Linked DNA regions of Homo sapiens: region 1 is linked to region 2. The links are chromatin contacts, found by Hi-C or POLR2A ChIA-PET in ENCODE. All regions are on one chromosome and are shown on one strand. The core of a region is the stretch at or near the end of the contact, and the rest is flanking DNA. Distances in the headings are between cores, read along the strand shown. Region 1 holds the start of ZNF24TR (ZNF24 transcription regulator). Region 2 holds the start of ZNF397 (zinc finger protein 397).

Evidence for each region. Hi-C counts contacts between places; a loop is a spot of excess contacts on that map. ChIA-PET counts read pairs that join two places held with the same protein, here RNA polymerase II (POLR2A). Pooled maps may share reads with other maps.
Region 1: a pooled map shows a loop between it and region 2 (2.2-fold over the local background). The contact joins the promoter of ZNF24TR here to the promoter of ZNF397 in region 2. A Hi-C loop is called at or near these places in 10 of 50 pooled maps. POLR2A ChIA-PET finds 5 or more read pairs at or near these places in 2 of 52 experiments (HEK293T and activated B cell).

What each region holds. Positions count from the first base shown.
Region 1 is chr18:35,464,319-35,468,842 of GRCh38, reverse strand. It overlaps ZNF24TR (ZNF24 transcription regulator), which reads left to right and starts at 1,678. Exons shown (of 3, transcript NR_186612.1): 1 at 1,678-2,516. It overlaps INO80C (INO80 complex subunit C), which reads left to right. Exons shown (of 5, transcript NM_194281.4): 5 at 101-510. The coding sequence ends at 232.
Region 2 is chr18:35,238,418-35,242,436 of GRCh38, reverse strand. ZNF397 (zinc finger protein 397) reads right to left here and starts at 1,403. Exons shown (of 4, transcript NM_001135178.3): 1 at 1,328-1,403; 2 at 1-46. RefSeq lists a silencer at 1,222-1,351 and enhancers at 1,141-1,666, 1,612-1,721.

The DNA.
Region 1 (4,524 bases), core at 429-2,928, 230 kb before region 2:
ATATCACTTTCAGTGAAATAGAAAAAATTTTTAAACTTGAACTTAAAATATCCCTACCAGCAAAAACTTTCTGCCCTTCCCTGTGCCTCTTTTCACCCAGGCCAACTACACAGACCCCCAGAGCAAACTGCGGTTCAGCACCATTGAAGAGTTTTCCTACATTCGGAGGCTGCCCTCTGACGTCGTCACCGGCTACCTGGCCCTGAGGAAGGCCACGAGCATCGTTCCCTGAGCCCCAGAAAGGGAGATGAAGTGGAAAGCTGTTTCAAAAACAGACTCTGGACTCATGATTTTGTTTCACGGAAACAAACTCGTTCTGCTGTCAATCTGAAAATGCCAGTGCTGTGCCTTGGAAAGAATGTTTGGCTTTAATTTAAGGGTTTTTTTTTTTTTTAGTGTGTGTTTTCCCTCCAAGTGTGATATTTCCTGCTGAATTAAATTATACTTCAGTTGTTGCCTCAAGTAAAGGTGTTTGACAAGAAGATACAATAAAACCATACTTTTCATTTATCCCAAGTCCCTGAATTTTTGTTTTAAAGTGGTGAACCCCGTATAACACATTTAAAGACTCTGCAGTGAATCCACAACAGGTCTGGATTACTTCTAATCCTGGTGACCCCCCTTTTAGAGCATGTTAGTCTTTGTCTCTGATCAGAATGCTTAGAAGAATTCCAAAATTGGGTCCAGAGAAGAAAGAGGCAAGTAGTTTGTTCTGTCCCACTGGGCTGGTTCTCACATGTGCCTCTGCCTCAGATCGGCCTCCCCTCATCTTTGGAGGTGTGGAGTACCAGCATTGACACTCTGTCCCAAAAGGGCTTTTGTCTTGGTACAGGATGCCACCCCTCTGGCTGCAGCCTGCTCCAGAAAGGGAGTGTTTGCATCTCCATCCTCCAAGAAGAGGAAGCATTTTCTTGGCCGGGGAAAGGAGAGTGTCGAGATAAGTCCTGGGCCTCTCTGGGCCCTATACCCGCATTTCCCCAGGGAGGACAGTGGAAACAGGCCCTGGGGCTTCTGGACCACAGCTGCCTCTGCTTTGGGGAATTAGGCACCAGGTGTCCTTTCTCTCTGGGGAAAGCCCTTCTTCAGGCTTAGAGAAAATAAAACAAAGCAAGTCAGCTGGGAGAGCAGCCTGTGCAAGTGGCAGCTGCCTGGAACCAGGCTCCTTTTCCTCCAGGTTGGCAGCCCCAGCATCCTTCAGCACCTTCCCAATAACAAACCGAGAGCGGGAGAGGTGCTGTGGGGCCTCCCCCTGCCTCCATGACAAGGGACCTGAAAGGATGGCCAGAAGAGGTGGGGGCCTTTCCTAAGCCCACAATCACCGAGCAAGCATCAGAGTCACCTGGGAGCCTCCTGTGACACAGATTAGGGAGCCTGTCTCCCTGAAGTACCTGATCAGTAGATGGTCTGGGGTGGGGCCCAAGAATTTGCATGTTTGCTTTGATGATGCTTTGAGACCCACTTTGATGAAGCTTTGAGACCCATTTTGCTGATGAAATCAATGGTCTCTGAAAGACCAGAGGCTGCTGTTTGGTTTCCGCTTGTACTTCCTGCCAGATGTCAGCCTAGGAAAAACGCCAGCTTCCGTTTTGGTAGAAGCAAGGAGGGAATGAGCCAAGGGTCCTTCCTGCTTCGCTTCCACCTTCTATTGTACAGAGAAAACTTGGGGCAGGTCCACTTCTTTTCCATGAAGGTCCCCAATTGGGCAGTGCCCTGAAATCACTTCTAATGCTGATGCTAGGCAACACCTCAGACCTACTGCTCAGACCCTCCAGGGGCAGGGCCCAGGATTGAAGAGGGAAGCCCTGCTCCACACGTGTTCATCAGGAAGGACCCACAGACTGCTGCTCCTGGAGGCCTCTCGGTTTATGGATGTGTGTTTGTTCCATAAACCCTCAGAGGGTCACCTGGAGACCCGCTAAAATGCAGGTTCTTGGGCCACATCCTAGACCTTCTGACCGACCCAGGGAGTGGGGCCCAGGAAGCTGCATTTGACAGATATCCCCGTGTGATCATCATGCACACAGGAGTGAGAGAACCAGTGTTCTCCCCGGGCAGAAGGGAAGCTCGTGTGCAGGACACCTCACACCTCCTTTCCCATTCCCCTGCCAGGCTCTCCCTGCTGACATTGTTTTTGCGGGAGAGCTGTGAATTCTGAAGATTAGGTTGCTTCTCACCCCAAGCTCCAGAAGTCCAGGCTGAGCCAAACCAAGCTTCAAGTTGTGAGTATTTTGAATAATGAGCCCTTGCTCATTAACTGATCCTGTACTGAAATAGCCCTTGCTGTCCATGCTGTACCCCGGTGGTTCTCAGGCCGGGCTGCACGTTAGAATCACCTGTGTGGGTGGGGGGTGTCCAGGAGGGGGATGGTGAGGGAGGTTTAAAAATACCCAGAGATTCTGATTCCACTGGCCTGTGCAGGGGCCCGGACATAGTATTTTGAACTCCCAAGATGCTTCTAATGTGCAGCCAGCGTTGAGAACATTTGCTGTAACTATGAAGAGAATATTTCATGTAAGGTACATTTTCTTATTCTCAGATCAGCTGGCTCTTTCCATCCCAGGCCATGAGCAAATTGCAAGGGGTTTCTTTGGGATGTGTGTGCATGTATGTGTGAATTTAGAGTTCCTTTTTACATGGCATCCCACACTGGAGTCAACTATGAATGCCATTGCAGATTCCTCCCTCTTCATTCCTACATCACCCTCTTCCTCTTCTACTTGGCTCCAATCCTGCTTCAGGATCACCTCATACCCTGCCTGACACTTTCAGTGTCCTCCTGACAACTTTGAATGACTTTGTTCATCACGGCATATCTACTGGTCATTTGCCTCTGATAAGAGGTCAGTTCTGGTATTGGTCTGCAGGATCCAAAAGAAAAACTCAGACACTTTAAGAGAAAAACAATTAGCTGGACTTGAGAAATCCTCTTAAGACCAAACTCAGGTCCAGTCTGCTCTGACTGGAGTTTGACTCTTTCTTAATCTGGTATTAGGCATGGTTTAAAACGACCTGTAACGTTGAAAATATGCTCTTCAGAGCCAGAAGGCAGTCCCTGTAGGTGAGGGGGACCCATTTTCCCCCATCTCCCAAGTTAAAGCATGGATCTGTCCAAATTTTAAATGTGTTTCATGATTGATTTGGCACCTGGTGGAGGGCTAAACATGTTTGCAGTAAGAAATCTCTTAATTTCTGAATCCATAGTCATTGGAAAAAGATACCAGATATTTGTTACTCTTTCCAGTGACTGTAAATTGGGAGAGTTTAACTTAGTAAAAATAAAGGGTAACGAAAGAAATCAATGGACTATGGAACTTGACCCCATTATCAAATAGGACAGATATCCTGGGGAGAGATTACAAATTATGCCCTCTTACAAATGCATGAAACAATAGTGTCATTTAAAATAATATTCTATCTGATGGGAATGTGTGGGCCTTATTTGGATCCTCATTCAAACAACAACAAAAAAAACTTTAAAATTTTGAGACATTTGGGAATCTGATATATTTTGATATTTGATAATATTTTGGAATTCTCACAAATAGTTGTGATTATGCTATTGTAATGTTAAAATAATTCATATTTTTAGAGACACCTACTGAAATATTTATGGATGGAATGATATGACATCTGGGATTTGCTTCAGAATGATATGAGAGAGAGGAAGTGGATGAGAATCGTGTTGAAATAAGATTGGCCATGAGTCAGTTATAGTTGAAGCTGAGTGATAAGTCCATGGGGGTTCTTTATACTATTCTGCCTTTGGTATATGTTTGCATTTCTTCATAATAAAAAAGCTTTCAAAAAGAATGAGATATTTTTATTACTAAAAATTGTGATGAAATCTTACCCAAAGTTAGTGCTTTGCATTAGCTTGCACTGGCTTACAGATGCTGAAAGTTTGAGAAATGCTGCCTAAATGGTATGCGGTCTTGAATAGAGGAAGTACCCAATTCCTAAAACATCTAACAAAGAATATAGAAGAGAAGAACCATGGACAGGTAAAGTTGTCCTGTAAATGTTCTTAATAGAGGTCTTCATTGTGTGTTCAGTTGTCCCGGAGGGCTGTGTATTTAAGAGTATTTTCTCTGTAGAGGTTAGGAAGCCTGAGAGTGAGAAGACCAAAGACTTCAGCTTTGAGGTTCTAGTGGGGTATAAATCTTAATAGAGAGGGCTGCGGATGCATTGAATGACTGACTATGGCTTGAATAAATACCTGTTGTTATAATTCCTGATAGAATCTGCAGTATTCATTTATGTAAATAGAGAAGGAAATTAGGTTATCAAAGAACTATGCACCTGCACAAATTGTTTGGCTTCAAGGAATTGCTTTTGCTGAATTTCAACAGGGTTTATGCTTTTGTGCCCATATTAAGGAATTGGATTGAAAGAGGTCAGGAGATATGGACCTACAAAAATGCCTATTACATTTGTCTCAGAAATGTCCCACAGAACCCCACTCCCCCACCCCAGTCCTGTAGGGTGAGCTTTTTCATTCAGGACCCAGACATGGAGCCTGATAGC
Region 2 (4,019 bases), core at 154-2,653:
CAACTGGTTCTGTGCTTGCGAAGGAGTGTGAGTAATCTCTTCTTTCCTGAAGGATATAAAAGCAGTTAACTTACAGCAATCAATAAAATCTCTAAGTACTTGTAATAAGAAAGATGAGTAACTTTAGTAATATATTGAAAGGGAGTAGATTTGGGGCTATCACTAAATAAAACAATAATGTGATGATAAACTAAAAATCATTAACCTCAATTAGTGTCTCCCATTATGAAGAATTCCTACCACTAATGTTAGAAAAAACTATTTTAGAAGCCTAAGAATGTGAATGCAACATTAACATCAATCACATAGTGAGAAAATTTCCTTTCCAATTCTTTCAATTCTGATTGTATCAAGGAGAAAAGTCTATCTTTAACATGTATGTATTAATAAAACTTGTAGAACTCTCTTTTAAATAAAATACAGGCTTCAGAATCAGACTTCCAAGAGTAAAAATATTTAGGCAGAATTTAGTAATACTGATTTTAAACATTTATTTTTACTTACTTTCTATCTAAAGCAAGTAATGTTGATTTTCATTTAAGGCAGTAATAACGTTTTTTTAAAAGTTCACATTAAACATGAGTTGATGTAAATATTGGATATTTGTCATTTGATCGCATTTGGTGTTTACCGAATTACTTCAACAAACACTGAGGCACTTACTGAGCATTAAGATTTTTGCTTATGAATAAACGAGTCTACAGAGGAATTGACCAAGAACCAAGACGTATCTGTAAAATGCTTACCATGTGTTCAAAAACATGATAGGTATCACATACACAAAAGCAGCAAAGAGATCCGTATCAGTTCTGAAAAAGCTTAGAATATCCCAAGACTAAAAATGTTCAAAAGCAAAATATGGTAACAAATAGGTATTAAATGTTGTGACACAGACCAAACTTGACCTGCTTTTAGGATGGCGAGATATCGATAGGAATGTATGCCCTTAGTTTGTCAGGACAGATGAGTAAAATTCATTCCTCACACTACGGTTAACGTTAAGAGATGAATTAAAATATTTAGCCTACAAATTTAAGGTTTAACCAGTCCGGCCGCACTAACTAACTAACTAACTAGCCCTTCTATTTTTATATCCTTGGTTAAACCGCAGCATTTACGAAGTCACGGGGTCAGCGGAACTGCGTTTTCCTTTGGAAAGCAGGAGTTTGAGTGCTGGCCTCCTCTGAGTTCCCCAGTCGCTTGGAGACGCCGCGCGGGCCAAAGGGCCGCGACCTGGGGATGGGCAGGCCGAGGAGCGGAGCTCCTCCACTGTCCGGCGCGCGCTCCCAACCCCACCTCCCTCTTCCTAGGGGCCCACGTCCCTCACCGCGAAGCCCAGGAGCGGCCAGGAAATGAGCCACCCACCCCGAGCTGCAAGCCACAAAGACCGGAAGTGCGCGTACGCAGTGTTCCGCTCTCGCGCCCTTCGGGTCCTCCGCCGCCCCGCCCCTTGCTCTGAGGTAGCCAATCAGAGCCGCGGGCTCTACAGTTTCCACCGCCTTCTCCCGGTAGCCGCTAGCCCGGCGGAATCTCCAAGGCCAGGGGAGGGTGCGCTAGGAGTCAGGGGTCCTTGTGAGCGGCGGCACCTGGAGGGTCCCGCATCTCGCCTGGGCCGTTCCCACCCTGGCTTTCTCCTGGCACCACCCATCATTGTTGGTCTCAAGTAATTCCCGAATCTCACTCCCAGTTTTCCATTAAAATATTCAGATTTTCGGCCGGGCGCGGTGGCCGAGGCGGGCGGATCACGAGGTCAGGAGATAGAGACCATCCTGGCTAACACGGTGAAACCCCGTCTCTACTAAAAATACAAAAATTTAGCTGGGCATGTTGGCGGGCGCCTGTAGTTCCAGCTACTCGGGAGGCTGAGGCAGGAGAATGGCGTGAACCCGGGAGGCGGAGCTTGCAGTGAACTGAGATGTGCTGCACTCCAGCCTGGGCGACAGAGCGAGACTCTGTCTCAAAAAAAAAAAAAAAAAAAAAACCTCAGATTTTCCTGTGATTCCAGTTCTTTTCCGACAAAAGTAAATGTAAGGATGAATAGGCTGAACAAAAACTAACAGTCACTTATATTGCTTTTGCCTATGAGTATCACTGGAGCCTTACAACAGTTCTGTGCTGTGGCTATATAATCCCAAATTTACAGCCGTAGACATCGCCCAAAGTCAGGCAACTTGTGACCAGGGACGTCCACGTCCCCATAGTTCAAGGAGACTGGTATCGTAGACTCCTGGAGCCTATCTTAGGGTCTTCCCGTTCTTCAGTGGAAGCTTGCTGGTATTGTCTCACTGTTTAAATTTTTCTTTGGCTATTTAGTCGGTGAAAAATGATGCCTCATGTTTCAACTTTGTGAGCTTAAGATAGTCCCCCTTCATGTTTACTGACCATTTATGGTTCTTCAGAGATGGCTTTTCCCATTTAAAAAATTAAGGGAGTAAGATTTTTCTTTTTTATTTGTGAGAATTTTTTGCTTATTAAGGATAGCAACTCGTTTGTTGCAAATCGTTTCCCATTTATTTGTATTTATTTTTAAAACGTTACATTTTACATGTTTAAATGTTACATATTTTTAAAATGTTATATTAAAAAAGTACACAGGATAATAACAAAGCGATACATACATACATAGAAACAAATTCTCCTTTGTGAGCCAAGACTTAAAACACATATTTGAGAAAAATGTTCGTTAGCATTCAAAGCTATTAGTGACTCACTAAATAATTTTATCATTGTGAAATGACTACAGCAATTTTACAAAGCAAAAAACCAAATAATATTAATTTGTTTATAAATTATCAATTGCTTCATAATGAACCACTTCAAGACTTAGTGACTAAAAACAGCAGATGTTTTATTGCTCACAGTTCTGTTGCCAGGAATTCAGGAAGGGCTTAGCGGAGATGGCTAGTCTGCTTTATGATGTGTCAGCTATCTTCACTTAACTGGGGTGGAAGGTCCAAGATGGCTTCACTCAAATTGCTGAAGTCTTGGTGTTGCCTCTTGGTTGAAGTTACTTGATTCTTCTCCACAAGGCCTCTCTCCATTCAGGAGTTTAGCCTAAGCTTTCTTACATGGTGACTGGCTTCCAAGAGAGTTAAGGAGGAGGAAAGATGCTAATTCTCTTAAAGCCTGAGTCTGGAACTGGCATTATATTTTTCTGCAGTATTCCATGACAGAAGGACTAGAATGGTGGAAAAGGGAAATAGACATTAAGCAGCTTGATCATAGGAGGAAATTTTGGCAGTTATCTTTGCATCCAACCTAACACACCTTGTTATATTGAGAAACCTACTATGTAAGAGTGAAACTATTGAAAGAGAGAAGGCATATCAGTTGAAATGCTTTTGGCTGCAGTAACAGGAACCTTACTAAATGTCCTTATTGTTCAAGCCTTTTAAAAACAAATCCTAATAGCTAGATGCATGGAGATAAAATCATTCCCAGGGTTGGTTACTTCTGCATCTGGACAATATTGTCAAGGACACAGGTTTCTTCCTTCTTTTGGCTCTGCCATCTTTAAGTGTGTTGTTCTCCAGTCTGGCTTCCTTTATGGTCCTAAAATGATTTCCTCAGTTCCAGATTACAGATAATGTTCAGAGACCAAAAAGGGGAACACCTTTATCTTTTGCCCCTTTATACGATTAAGGAAACTCTTTTTCCCTGATAGATTTCTCCATCATGTCTTATTAACTGAAATTGCTTTGAGTGCTTATGTCTATCACTAACAAGGGAGGTAAGGCCTCCATGGTGGGATTAGGACAATTGAAATTTATATCCCAGGGCTAAGGAGAAGGCCAGCCTCTCCTAAAGGACACAGACACTCTGGGGAGAATGCATGAAATTAGGGCTGTGTTAAAAAGGCAGAAAAGGGAGATAAATAGATGAATGTTGAATTTGCAACAGTAATATCTGCTTTGATAGGTAATCTGATTCCCTTGTATAGGTAAGAAAGTGAGACACTGAGAAAAAATCCAGACTCCTGTCCTTCCTTATAAGATGTTACCTATGTTTAAAATATAAAA